3 separate regions of the Homo sapiens genome follow, and regions 1 and 3 are each linked to region 2. The links are chromatin contacts, found by Hi-C or POLR2A ChIA-PET in ENCODE. All regions are on one chromosome and are shown on one strand. Each heading gives the region's core, a stretch centred on a gene start or an enhancer-like site at or near the end of the contact. The rest is flanking DNA. Distances are from core to core; before and after follow the strand shown. Region 1 has its middle 15 kb from the start of LINC01702. Region 2 overlaps LOC124904197 (a long non-coding RNA gene). Region 3 overlaps GNG12 (G protein subunit gamma 12).

The links. Hi-C counts contacts between places; a loop is a spot of excess contacts on that map. ChIA-PET counts read pairs that join two places held with the same protein, here RNA polymerase II (POLR2A). Pooled maps may share reads with other maps.
Region 1: a map of ascending aorta shows a loop between it and region 2 (2.1-fold over the local background). The contact joins two enhancer-like sites. A Hi-C loop is called at or near these places in 1 of 168 maps with a recorded cell type or tissue (ascending aorta) and 4 of 50 pooled maps. POLR2A ChIA-PET finds 5 or more read pairs at or near these places in 5 of 52 experiments (BJ, HCT116, PC-9 and 2 more).
Region 3: a map of endothelial cell of umbilical vein shows a loop between it and region 2 (6-fold over the local background). The contact joins two enhancer-like sites. A Hi-C loop is called at or near these places in 1 of 168 maps with a recorded cell type or tissue (endothelial cell of umbilical vein) and 3 of 50 pooled maps. POLR2A ChIA-PET finds 5 or more read pairs at or near these places in 3 of 52 experiments (B cell, activated CD4-positive, alpha-beta T cell and activated T-cell).

The regions. Positions count from the first base shown.
Region 1 is chr1:67,534,921-67,538,992 of GRCh38, reverse strand. No RefSeq gene overlaps it. Among named protein-coding and RNA genes, the nearest start is that of LINC01702, 15 kb to the right of the region's middle. RefSeq lists an enhancer at 3,213-3,507. Within about 2 kb of position 1,561, at least 7 of the 41 ENCODE cell types and tissues checked have a DNase peak (open chromatin) inside an H3K27ac peak, as active enhancers do.
Region 2 is chr1:67,624,110-67,628,503 of GRCh38, reverse strand. LOC124904197 (a long non-coding RNA gene) reads right to left here. Exons shown (of 2, transcript XR_007066160.1): 2 at 1,633-1,865. Among named protein-coding and RNA genes, the nearest start is that of GADD45A, 59 kb to the left of the region's middle. Within about 2 kb of position 1,868, at least 3 of the 41 ENCODE cell types and tissues checked have a DNase peak (open chromatin) inside an H3K27ac peak, as active enhancers do.
Region 3 is chr1:67,733,726-67,738,098 of GRCh38, reverse strand. The region is part of intron 2 of GNG12 (G protein subunit gamma 12); the gene reads left to right. Among named protein-coding and RNA genes, the nearest start is that of GADD45A, 51 kb to the right of the region's middle. RefSeq lists an enhancer at 1,874-1,953 and a silencer at 3,930-4,049. Within about 2 kb of position 1,823, at least 36 of the 41 ENCODE cell types and tissues checked have a DNase peak (open chromatin) inside an H3K27ac peak, as active enhancers do.

The DNA.
Region 1 (4,072 bases), core at 312-2,811, 89 kb after region 2:
CTTACCGTATAGAGCAATTCCTCTCTCTCTCGCTCTCTCTCTCTTTCTCTCTGTCTCTCTCACTTGTTCTCACTTATCCAAGCCTAAGCATATAGGCCATACCTCCTCAAAAATGTAAAATCCATCACCGTGTTTTCCTAAATAACAGAATTCTTTTTTTTTTTTTTTTTTTGAGATGGAGTCTCGCTCTGTCACCCAGACTTGAGTGCAGTGGTGCAATCTCGGCTCACTGAAACCTCCATCTCCCAGGTTCAAGCTATTCGCCTGCCTCAGCCTCTCGAGTAGCTGGGATTACAGGTGCCCACCACCACGCCAGGCTAATTTTTGTAATTTTAGTAGTGATGGGGTTTTGCCATGTTGGCCCGGCTGGTCTCAAACTCCTGACCTCAAGTGATCTGCCCACCTCAGCCTCCCAAAGTGCTGGGATTACATGTGTGAGCCACCACACCTAGCCAGAATTATTTTTCTTTAAAGTGAATTGTATCTCTCCCCTAAAAGGGAAAAATTATAACTCTCAGCTTTCATTTTAAATACCATATTTTAGTGACTTTCAGATTTGAATATTTTTCATATTTTAGTCTATTTGAAATTGGATGTGTTTTATGATCAATGGGATATCATAGTTTCATCAACAGTATTAATTAGCACTTCACATAATAAAACACCTTACAGCTATAAGGGGATTTGATTTGATGAAATCATGTAGTAATAATTTTTTTATTTTTCCTGTCACAAAGGCAAGTCTTGCCAAGGAGTTTGGACTTTATACTCCAAGTAATAAGAGGCTGTCAAGGGATTTTAAAGGAAGGAGCGACATGGCAAAGTTTTGCTTCCAAGAACCTCTTCGTCTCATGCCAATGGGAATAAAGTAGGGATTCTTCTCACTGAGCTGGAATAACCTGCTTAGGGGTTAAAGGATCCAAACTTGCTTCCTTTGGGGCATGAAGGTTCAGTTCCTCGTGTTAAGGCCACGTGTCACTGTGGTTCAGACACCAGCTCTCTCCCAAGAGACCCCAGGAGACCGCATTCATTGCCTTGATGATTTCTCCACTTGAGGAGCCTGCTCTCCTGCAGGCCAGGAGACCTGTTTGTTGGCACTTCTCACCTGGTCCTTCTTCCCCAGGAAACCAGGCATTAACCAGGCACCCCTGAGAGGCCGATATATAACTACAGGAGGCCCATTTATTCGCTTACAAAGCGAAGTTAAGCTGGCAAGCAGACAGAACACTCTAGTACGGAGATCAGTCCATTCTCTCCCTGGAGGCAAATTACTGGAGAAGCCAAGTTATAACCAGAACGCCAATTTATTCATTTATAATGAGAAAATCAGCTTTCGAGAGTACTGGAAGTTCACACAAGCCAGAGCACTTTGTTCTTTCCCTGTTGAAAAACGAATACCCAAGAAGCCAAATTATCCAGAAGAGCGAGCAAGGAATTGTGGCAAAGGTTGAATAGAAGACCTATCTTTCGGCTGAATTGCTCAAAGCGCTCTTACCCACTAGAGGGTTTGCTTTGCCTGGCAAACCTCTTTGCTCAGGTCTGCTTGCCAAGCTTTCTTCTTGCCTGGACACTGAATGGACAGGCCTTGCCAGCATTTGCCCCTGAGACTTGTCATTTTCCAAGCTGCCATGGCTGGTCAGCTTCCTTCTCTTACAATGGGGTCTCCTTCCCCTAAAAGTAATTGAGGCTTGGTTTATTTCCTTAGAGTCTCAATCAAACCCAGTCTAATCTATTCAAGAACACACTTAAACACAATCTCTTAGATTTTTCCCACAAACGGTTTATCCTAACCAGTGTATGTGTGTTTTATTGCTTAATCCCTTACAACTTTTTATTTATTTATTTATTTATTTATTTATTTATTTATTTATTTATTTAGAGACACGGTCTCACTCTGTCACCCAGGATGAGTGCAGTGGCATGATCATGGCTCACTGCAGCCTCAAACTCCCAGGCTCAAGCAATTCTGATGCCTCAGCCTCCCGAGCAGCTGGGACTACAGATGTGTGTCACCACGCCCAGCTAATTTTTTTTTCTTTTTTTTTTTTTTTTTTGTAGAGACAGGTCTTGCTGTGTTTTTCAGGCTGGTCTCAAACTCCTTGATAAAAGCAATCCTCCTACCTCAGCCTCCCAAAGTGTTGAGATTACAGGTGGGAGCCACCACTCTTGGCCTACAAATTTACTTACAAATTCTCTGGGACTCCAGGCAGTCATTTTCTTAGGACAAGCAACAAGAGGAAATGAGCTCTGTTGAATAAGAAACTGAATTCCCCTTTGACACTCTGGGCATGGAAACCCTCCCTTCTCCAAAGGGCTGGAGTAACCCTCAGGGGCTTGTCCCCCAAGGCCCTATGAATGAAGCTGGATTTAGGTACATGGGCGGGAGGGAGAGCCTCAAACCATGGGTGGATTTGGTTTGATATGCATTGCAAGTTCGTCCTATCAGAGGGTGGAGAATACAGACCTTGAAGCCACACACAGCTGGGTTCCAATCCCAGCTTTGCTGAAGATACAGCACTCAACATCTCTGAGCCTCATCTTTAAAATGGGTACGTCATACCTCTATCTCCCAGAAAGGTGAAATTAAATAATAATGCACAACACTTGGCATGTAATAATCATTATTCCTTCCTCTTACCCGTCTCAATTTTTCCCATTACAGGAAATTGTTCCACAAAACGCTGCGACCTCTAGAAAAATGCTCCTTCTCTCCACTCTGCCCACCGCCACCCACCCAGGTATTTTAAAGTCAGTGAGAGAGGCCTAGCAATTACATTCCTTTTCTTTTCTTTTTTACAGTGTCTTACACCAAAATATTTACATTTGTGTATTTGATTCTAAGAAATAGGGTATATAGAGGACAGATGATTGACCATGAGTTGGTAGGTGTTGAAGCTGGATAATGAGTACAAGGGAATTCATTATATTATAGTCTGTACTTTGGGATATATTTGAAATTTTTTGTGTTAAGAATACTTTTTAAGGCTGGGCACAGTGGCTCACACCTCTAATCCCAGCACTTTGGAAGGCTGAGGCACAAGAGTCGCTTGAGCCCAGGAAGCGGAAGTTGCAGGGAGCCGAGATCACGCCACTGCACTCCAGCCTGGGCAACACAGTAAGACTCTGTCTTAAAAAAAAGAAAAGAAAAGAAAAGAAAAAAAGAATACTTTTAATAGAAAAAAATCTTAATGGTAAGTTACTATATGTCAGACACTGGTCTAGGAGATGGGGTTTAAAAGAATAAGTCTAAGCTTGCCTTTGAGGAATTTAGTTTAATGGGAGAGAAAACTGTGTTAATGGTCCTTTCAAGCTGAGTGATGAGGGTGAGTGAAACTTTGTGTTATGCAATGCTCACATATTCCACCCTGACGGAGTGCCAGTATGTCCGGCTACCAACGGTGGTGGCGTCCCCATGTGGCAAAAGTGTGAACACCACCTGCAAGTCACTCAGCCTTCCTGTATTGAACTGGAGAAACTCGACTAATTTACAGTGTGAGAAGCTTCTCTTTTCTTCAATATTTGCATATAAATGAGACTTGATTAATATATTTTGGCACATTGCTTCAAATCTGTGGCATAATTTAAATTTGCATAAAACTTGGCTGCTGAATTGTGATGATCTGTTTACTTCTCTAATAGGGTCCTCTTCCTCACCTCTTCTTTTCCCAATGGAGTAGAAACAGAGAGGGAATGAAGGAGGGAGGATAGAAAGAAAGAAGGGAGGAAAGAAAAAAAGGGGCAGATTAGGCAGAAAGACTGTTTGCTCTTCTCCCTCTCCTACCTCCCCAATGTCAAAGTTATGTTATACGAGGTTTGACATTAGTGATCCTCTCTTTTGTGCTGTGCAGTAATTGACATATAAGTGATGTGAAACCCTCATGCTGACTGGCCTCCCCATCTTGGGCTTATCATTTCACTTTCCAGAACCTATATTATAGATTTCTCCATCTGTTATATAATAAAGGAATAGCAGTACTGACCTGACTTCCCAAGGGTCATAGAAGGGTTACACCAGATAATGCAGGAGAAAGCCCTTTGAGCACAGTACAGCCAGAGACACATGTTAGGGGTG
Region 2 (4,394 bases), core at 619-3,118:
TATCTGGGAAGTGATCCCAAGAACAGGAGAGAGGGATCAGGGAGGGTGGGATAAAGGAAAATGGAAAAATGGAAAGCCAGTAATGGATGTGTATCATATTGGTCACTGCCACAGGACAGTGATGCTGGACCCCTGGGGCCTCCAAGAAGCATTTACGCTGCATTTCAGGACTGTCCACCTGAGAGAGATAAGAGGGAGAAGCGGTTATCCACTGATTCTTGTACTTCAGTAATCCTGATTCCACATGAAGTGTTATCCCAACCCCCACCCCCAATCTGGGTTGCACACGCCCAAGTGTTAGGCATTTCCACAGGCAACCAGAATGACTAGGCATCCAGGGGCATCAGAGAAGCCCCAAGGCACGAAGCGTGGTCTAAGCCAATTGTTGAAAAAAGTTACTGTCTGTGTAAATTGAGTCATAGCCAGGGTAGAACCGCTTGCCAGAGCCACTAATGGACTCAGAAATGAGGCCAAGAGGATATGAGAGGGTGCATAAGAGACACCCAAGTCATGGGACCTCCAGGTGGGTCTGTCCAGGTGGCACATATGTAAATCATCTAAAGTTCTGGAGAGAGACTGGGGCTGGAGACAAAGATTTGGCAATCATCAGTATCCAGGAGGTTGTTGAAACCATGAGGAAAGTGTGTCAAGTGCCCAGAGCAGTGAGCTGAGGAGGAATCCTGGAGGACCCTGAAGGACTGAGCAGAGGAAAAAAAGCCCACGGAGGCACAGGAATGGCCAAGGAGATGTAAGCAGAACCTGGAAAGGATGGTGCCATGGGAGCCAAAGTAGTAGCAGGTGACAAGGAGATTAGCTGAAGGTCTCCAGTGCATCACACCATAAAAAAAATCCCACTGCGTTTGGCAATCAGGAGGTCTTGGGTGCCATCACCGAGAGGAAGCTCAGTACAACTGTGGTGTTAGAGGTCAGAAAATATTGGCCTGAGGTATGAATGGGAGGTAGAAATCTGAAAAGAATAGTGCACCCTGCTTAGTCACAAGGACTGCCCTTGAACAGGATGAGGGCAGTGAAGGCATGAGCACAGGGACAGAGAGAGGGCAGATTTTAGGTCAGAGAGTGAGGCACTGAAGGGGATCAGGCAAAACAGCCTTAGTTTTCTTGGTGAAGCAATATTCTGTGCTGAAACTGTAGTAGTACGTGAACTAGAACTGGCCATCCTCCTTCTCCTGCTGAGAGCTTTCAACCTGAGGACCGCAGGAGAGAGTTGGGCTAGTACTCAGTTATTTCTATCAGTCATTCAGTCAGACAGTCCATATTTACTGAATAGTAACAATGTACAAGGCCTTATGAAACTGGGGACAATACAAGATGACTGCGATTTATTCCCTACTTATAAGGAGCTTTCAAGCATAGGTCCTGGGAATTTGTTACAAACCAGAGGAAGCTAGAAACTGGACTGGGTCAGGGATGCTGGCCTGTGTCCAGAAGTCTATTCATTTATTCAACAAATCTACTGAGGGATTATTATGTGCCAGGCACTGATCCATGTGCTCAAAATATATCAGAGAACAAAACAGACAACAATCCTGGTCTCATGGACCCTATATTCTAATGGGGTATATTTGTCAGGGAAGTCTAAGTTATGCTGTATTAATAAGTGCAGAGTATCAGTGGCTTAACAAAACAATGCTTTATTTATTTCTCTTTTACACAAAATCCATTGTGATTCTACAAGGCAATTGTCTTCCATGCAGTGACTCAGGGGCCCAAGAGGTTTCATCTGAGGTTCCTTAGTTGTGATGGCAGAGGAAAGAGAAACCGAAGAACTTCCCATGGGCTTGTAGGTACTGCAGCTTGGAAATGACTCACAATGCTTTCTCTCAGGACTAATCACATGGCCTCGCCTACAACAAAAAAACTAGCAAATGTGAGGAAGCACATGGAATATTTGGTGAGTGTTATTGTTTCTGCCACATGGCAGGAAGCAGTCTATAGGCTAAATAAATAAATCAGTTACATACCATATTAGAAAGGGATGAGTGCCATGGAAAAAGCAGAGGAGGGTAAGGAGGATTGGCTGTGTTGGGGGAAGAAGTGGAGGGTGGAATTTTTAAATCAGGATAGTTGCTGTGGCCTCAATGAGAAGGTGGCATTTTGAGAAAAGCCTTCAAGGAGATGAGAGAGCCAGTTGAATCTCTGAGAGAAGAATGATCTCAACAGAAAGAATAATCTGTGCAAAGGCCCTGAGGCAGGAAGATGTCTTAGAGAGTGAAAGAGGTAGAAAGTGAGGTTGGAAAGGTACGGGGGGAGGGGCAGGGAAGGTGAGGAACAGCATGCAGATTGTGTATGGCCTTAGAAGCCCTTTGTCAAAACTTTGGCTTTTACTTTGAAAGAAAAGGGATGCTGCTGTTGGATTGAGGCAGAGGACATCACGGCCTGTCTGAGGCATTCATGTGATCACCCTGGATGCTCTGTGGCAAATAGGCTGTAGGGCAAAGTGGCTGCAGGGAGAACCAATAGAAGGCCATTACAGTCATCTAAGTGGAAGACAATGCTGGCTTGGACCAGACTAACACTGGTGAGAAGCAGTTGAATTCCGGAAAGTTTTGGAGGTCTGTGCCCTCACGTGGAGTTTCTGGAGCTCCCTTGCTTCATCAGTCATGACTTGTTAGGTCACAACAGCCCAGAGCCCCTGAAATGAAATTATCTCTGAGCCCATGGTGGGCTTGAGGGGAGGGGAGGGGCAGGAAAGGTGTCTTGTGCCAGGTGGATTCTCAGGTACAGCTTCCAGAGCATGGGGACGCTGCCTCAGGAGTGATCACACTCACTTCTCACTAGACCACAATTCTGCAGTCTCTCCACTGTCTTAAATCACGGAAATGCACTCTGAAGAGCAAGGTGGACAGACTGAGGCCTGCAGAGTCCAGGTGACTTAAAAATCCAGAGTCAGAGTCAGAAAAGGAGCCCCGGTGGCCTGTTCCCAGTGGAGAGCTGCTGCTTCCTTCCCTGCCCTTCCCTCCCGTGACCCGCTTTTGTCAAGATTAAGGTACGTGGGAGAGGGGAAGAGGGGCAAAGGAAGCCTTTCCTATTCTCTCATTCCCACCCCACTCCTCTGCACTTGGCACAGGCTTTGGGAGTCTCTGCACTCCAACAGAACTTTCTAGGTCTGGCACTATGAAGGACATGGAATGTATCAGGATGTAGAGCAAAATGGCCCATGCGGTGGTCAGAGATGGAAAGCACAGACTTTAGTATCAGAAGAACTGTTCCAATCCCAGTTTTTTCACACAAATCAGTTATGGTACCTTGTGAGGTTACTTTACCTCAGTGAATTTTCATTTCCTTGTCTGAAAAATGGGGATAATAAGCCTATCACATAGGATTGTTATAATAAACATAATATGTGTAAAATGTCTAGCTCAGAATAGAAGGATGTGACAGATCCTGTAAACTGGTTCATTCAACATCTATTCTCAAACACCGTCTTCTTTGCTTTTCTCTACTAGCAAGGGTCAAAGAGGAAATACCCAAACTCCCAGCTTCCCTGCAGCTGGGGTTGGCCACAAAACCCAGCTATGACCAATGAGACATAAATACCTGTCCTTGACTTTTCCAAATAAAAAGGCAAAGCTTCTGAGCAGCAAGTCCTTGCTCCTCTCTCTGTCTGCCCCCCTCTCTCTTCTTGCCTGGAACTTAACTGCGAGGCTGGAGGTAGAACAGCCATCTTGATGTCATGAGGCAACAAGCACAAGGTTCACAGGCTAAGGCTGATGAAGTGGCAGGAGAGAAAGAGCTAGGGTGCTTGATGACATTGTTGAGCTTCTGTTTTACTCCAGGGCCACCTGGCCAGGAGTTTATTGTTGTGTGAGACAAGTACCTCATTGCTGGTATTCACCTGTGTTTGTTAGGTCTCTGCTATTTGAAACTAACATAATCAATAATAGCTATCAATATGGTCATCATCATCATTATATATGTTCTCCTACAACTTCAACAACCTCTGGCTCACAGGTGTAGATTTTATTATCTAATTGGGGAGCCAATTAAGATTTATTAATCAAACCTTTAAAGTAGCATTTCCCAGGGAGTATTCCAAGAATGTTGGCTCTTACAGATATTAATAGGTCTTCTGAGAAAAAAAAAAAGCTCTATTGTCAAGTTAACAAATGATGATACTTGGCAGAAATCTTTATAACAGCAGTTTTCGAATTGGTATACTATTTGAGGGCTTTCCAAAGGATTTTAAAGAATCAATTACAGATCCTCAACTATGATAAGTATACTTTCCAAAAGTAAATATGTGTGATGACTCCTCCTTATGGTCCTCCTCTCCCTCCTGTTCCCTCATTAGGTCCATTCTCCCACCTCACAGAAGAAAATCACATCTCACTGCTGGCCAGACTTACCCTGGGGCACTGCTCCAAGGTGGAGAA
Region 3 (4,373 bases), core at 574-3,073, 110 kb before region 2:
AGCCTGACATGGTGGCGCACACCTGTCCCAGCTACCCAGGAGGCTGAGGTGGGAGGATCATCTGAGCCTGGGAGGTTGAGGCTGAAGTGAGACATGATCGTGCCACTGAACTCCAGCCTGGGTGACAGAAAAAAAAAGGAAAAGAAAAGCTTTTATAATAAAGCTTGACACTGAAAAGAATCTTAGAGGCCATTTAATGCAAAGGTTCAAAGTGTGCAGGCAAGGAATGGTAAGGGGAGTGGACAGTTTATTGCAAAGGGTGAGCCCTTGTTTACAGGGGCCACATATTGACAATAAACTGAGTAACAATGTCTTAAATGTAATGGCACCACTCTTGTTAAAGTATATGAAGATGTTGTTGCAATTAATAAAGAGAACATTTTTGTTAATTTCTTGTTATTATGTATTTTCATAACCAGTAGGCTCCAAAAAGACAGCTATCTTTGGAGCAGGGAAAAGCTAGTGCTTATACATTTAAAAAAAAAAAAGAAAGTCTTCATATTGAAAAGAGGAGGAAACACTGATCTAGTCCAAGCTCTTTGTTTTACTGATGCAGAAAGGGAAAGGGAAGGGGATTGAGTAACTTGCATAAATTACACAGTTAACCAACTAACAGCTGAACCTAGATAGACCCTCGGTTTCTTGACCCTGGGCCCAGAGCTCTTCTTACCATCCATGTGACTGTTTATCTTTCAGAACCAACTTTCTTCAGGCCAATAAATGAGGTATTGCCTTAGAACAGAAATCATTTATATTTGGCCATGGAATTATATTAATGATTTATTTTTATAATGATTAATTATGAGAATTATAATTAGACTTTGCTTTAGCTAGTTTCAAAATCCATTTATAATCCCCTAAGCACAGGCCATTTGGCAATGCAAAAGACTAAGTAGCCCAAGAAGGGTTGATGAAAGTATGATTTTTAATTTGCAGTAGATAATTTACCTAATGAGTACTACTTATATAGAAAATTAAGACTTGGTTTTAGTTGCAAACATCATTTTAAGGAAGCTTAGCAGCCTACGTGGAATTTCAGGAGTGGACACATCTGAATATCCACAATTCTTGGTTTATATTCAGGCTGCACAACTTTAGTACCTATATGATGTTGGCCATGCTCACTCACTCCTCCAACCCTCAGTTTACACATCTGCAAAATGAGATACTTCTTTTCCAGTGTTGCTGTGGACATTAGCAGGCACACACATTTGGTGCTTGCACAAATGAGGTCCTAAGAGGTGGGTCCCTCTCATCTTACGTGAGGAAACTGAAGCAGATTAGAAATGACCCAAGGAAACCACTCCGAGTTCAGTCTGGAGCCCACTCCCCTAGGTTTTAATCATCCCCCAACTCAGTCCCTATCTGCTGAGGTTCCTGGATCCAGACGGTTCTTACCAAGGAACTGTCTGTCCCCACCACATGGATGGTTTTCCTGGCAGAGGTGTGCCCTGTGAGGGGGTCACTGCTCCTGGGGTTGGCATCGTGAGGCTGAGCCTGCAGGCTGCACAAGTATGTTCCACTGAGAGGCTGCCCTGGTGACTCCATTACTCACGCATCCCTGCCACACAGTGCAGCTGGGCCGTGGCCCCAGCACAGGGTTCATTTACATAGCTGCACAACAGGAAGCAGTCTAGTGTTTAGAGCTGCCCTGGCCCACTGAGAGCAAATTGTTTCAGGTGCTGTGGTGTGGGTTCTGGAACTGTGGGCTGTGCCTTTGGCGTCCACGTTAGCATCAGGAAGCAGTAGCCTTCTACTGCAACATTCTCCCTGCCTGCTGCTTGGTTCGGGGGTTGGGATTTTTGTTTTGCTTTGGTTGTTGTACACTCTCACGCTTGGCAGGCACAACCGGAAGAAGAGGTGGGCGTTGTGTCAGGCTGGGAGGGAGTGCCTTTGTGGAGCCAGGGTTCCTAATGAACAGACTCCTAGTTCTTCTCCCACAGTTCCTGCAAGTGAAATGGCAGATGTATGAGTCACTTCATAAGATGGGAACAGGAAGACATCCTGTTGATGCCAAGCCATTTTCAGTTCAGTGATGAGAATCTACCCCCCGCAAGAAAGTGTGTTTGTATCTTCCTCCTTTCCCCAGTGCAGAGGGGGTCAGCACCTGGCTCTTTCCCTTGTGAGAACTCCTCCACTTGGTTTAGCGCCCAGGAAATCAGCCCTGTCTTTCATTTGCATCTGTTATGTTATCAGAAGATCCTCTTTGCCAAAGATACTTTCTGTCTGAACTATTTTTAAAAAAATATTTTCCCTTGTTTTTTCCTTCTTTAGAATAATATTGTACTCTGTGATGGTTTAGGATTTTCTTTCATGGAAGAATTTTTTTATGTTTTTCTCACAGGAGCTTCACTGTTGTTAGTGAAGATCACTCAGAAATTATAGTATTTACAGTGATTCTCTGCCCCTTTTAATTGAATTCTCATAGTTCCTTTCTTAAATTATTTGGTATTCTTTATAATCATTATAAGAGGTCACATTTATTGAATGTTTGGAGGCAGGCACAATTTTAAGCACTTTACATATGCATTTCATCCTCAGATAGTTCCATGAGATGTAGAGACTGTTGCCACTCCCATTTTTGCAGATGAGGACGCAGGCTCCAATTAAGCAACTCCAAAAGTCACACAGTTAAATGGCAAGAACCAGAACTTAAGCCCTGTTCCTAATAACTCCCTTTGCCAGCATTCACTCAAAGTGTGATCAGCAGAACAATGATCTCATGAGATGTTCCTCGGAAAATATTTTTATGTGCAAATAATTTGGGGAAATGCTGCAAGCCACAAGCCTCTTGCCAGATCATAAATGTATCTTAGTGCAGGAAAGACCCTGAGAAGTCTTGCGTGAAAGAAGTCTGCTTATCATTGTGTGAACTAGGGCTTTCCAAAATACATGGCATGGAACCCATTTCAATATATACCTATTAAATTGTAATACATCTGAGGCCAGGCGCGGTGGCTCATGCCTGTAATCCCAACATTTTGGAAGGCCAAGGAGGGTGGATCACCTGAGGTCAGGAGTTTGAGACCAGCCTGACCAACAAGATGGAACCCCATCTCTACTAAAAAAAATACAAAATTAGCCAGGCGTGGTGATGCATGCCTGTAATCCCAGCTACTCTGGAGGCTGAAGCAGGAGAATTGCTTGAAGTCAGGAGGCAGAGGTTACAGTGAGCCGAGATCACGCCATTGCACTACAACCTGGGTGACAGAGTGAGACGCTGTCTCAAAAAAGAAAATAAAAAGAATAAATAAATAAAAATTGTAATACATTTTAAGAAACACCATACTAGTCTAAGAAAGCAACTAGAGCCAGACCCTGTAGTGTGCCTGTAGTCCTAGCTACTCAGGAGGCTGAAGCTGGAGGATTGCTGGAGCTCAGGAGTTCAAGGCTGCAGTAAGCTACGATCCTGCAACTGTACTCCAGCCTGGGTGACAGAGCAAGGCCCCATCTCTACAAATCATAAAGAAGGCAACATAATGTGATGGCTAGATACAAGGGCTTTGGAGCCAGAGAGTACGTAGGTTCAAGTCCCATATCTGCTACTCCCTAGGTAAGTTATTTAGCTTCCTGTGCTTCACTTCCCCCATCTGTGTAGTGGGGAAAATATAGCACTCTTGCATAGGGTGACTGTGAGGGGTAAATTAGTGCGTCTAAAGGACCTGGAACACCGTTGTGCACATACAGAAGTAGTCAGTGTTCTAAATGTAGCAGAAGGAGTCAAAACATTTACCACTGTGGGGTCAGATCACAGCCAAAATGCTGTTTCCCCAGTCTTCAGAAAACCTATCAAAGAAGAAGCATGCCCTCACCCTCCTTTCCTCTAGCACTCTCTCTAGCTGCCCTGTGCTCTCTCTGCCTCTCACCATCTGCTTGTACTAGATAGCAGCCCAGACCTGGGCTCAGGTCTAGGCAGTAGGTCTCTGCCCTGCCCTTGAGTCAGGAATAACACACACTCCCGCTGGGACACAGGACAGCTATCAGGGTTAGCCACACACTGTGGGTGGCCCCGGCAGAATCTGCAAAAAGAACATTCTGGTGAGAAAGGAACTCAAGTTTCCTGCATTTGAGCAAGGCAGCTGCCTGTGCAAACCGTTGGCCCTAGATTTCCAGAAGGCAAAACTATCTTCAAGCATTGCACACTCACTGAACTTGCCACTGCCCCATTTCACCTGAGACTATCCTCCAAGGAGAATGGGTGCTGTATGAGGGGCCTTACGATTCTGCAGGCTCATCTTCTGGGCTGATCTCTCAGTACACAGCCTGCCTGGGCTATTTGTTGGAAAGTCCTGCAACAGGCAGATAACATTTGGTTGGGTTTTTCTCTTTCCCCTCCCCTGTGTGTTCTGAAGTTGGTCCTGCAATGACTCCCA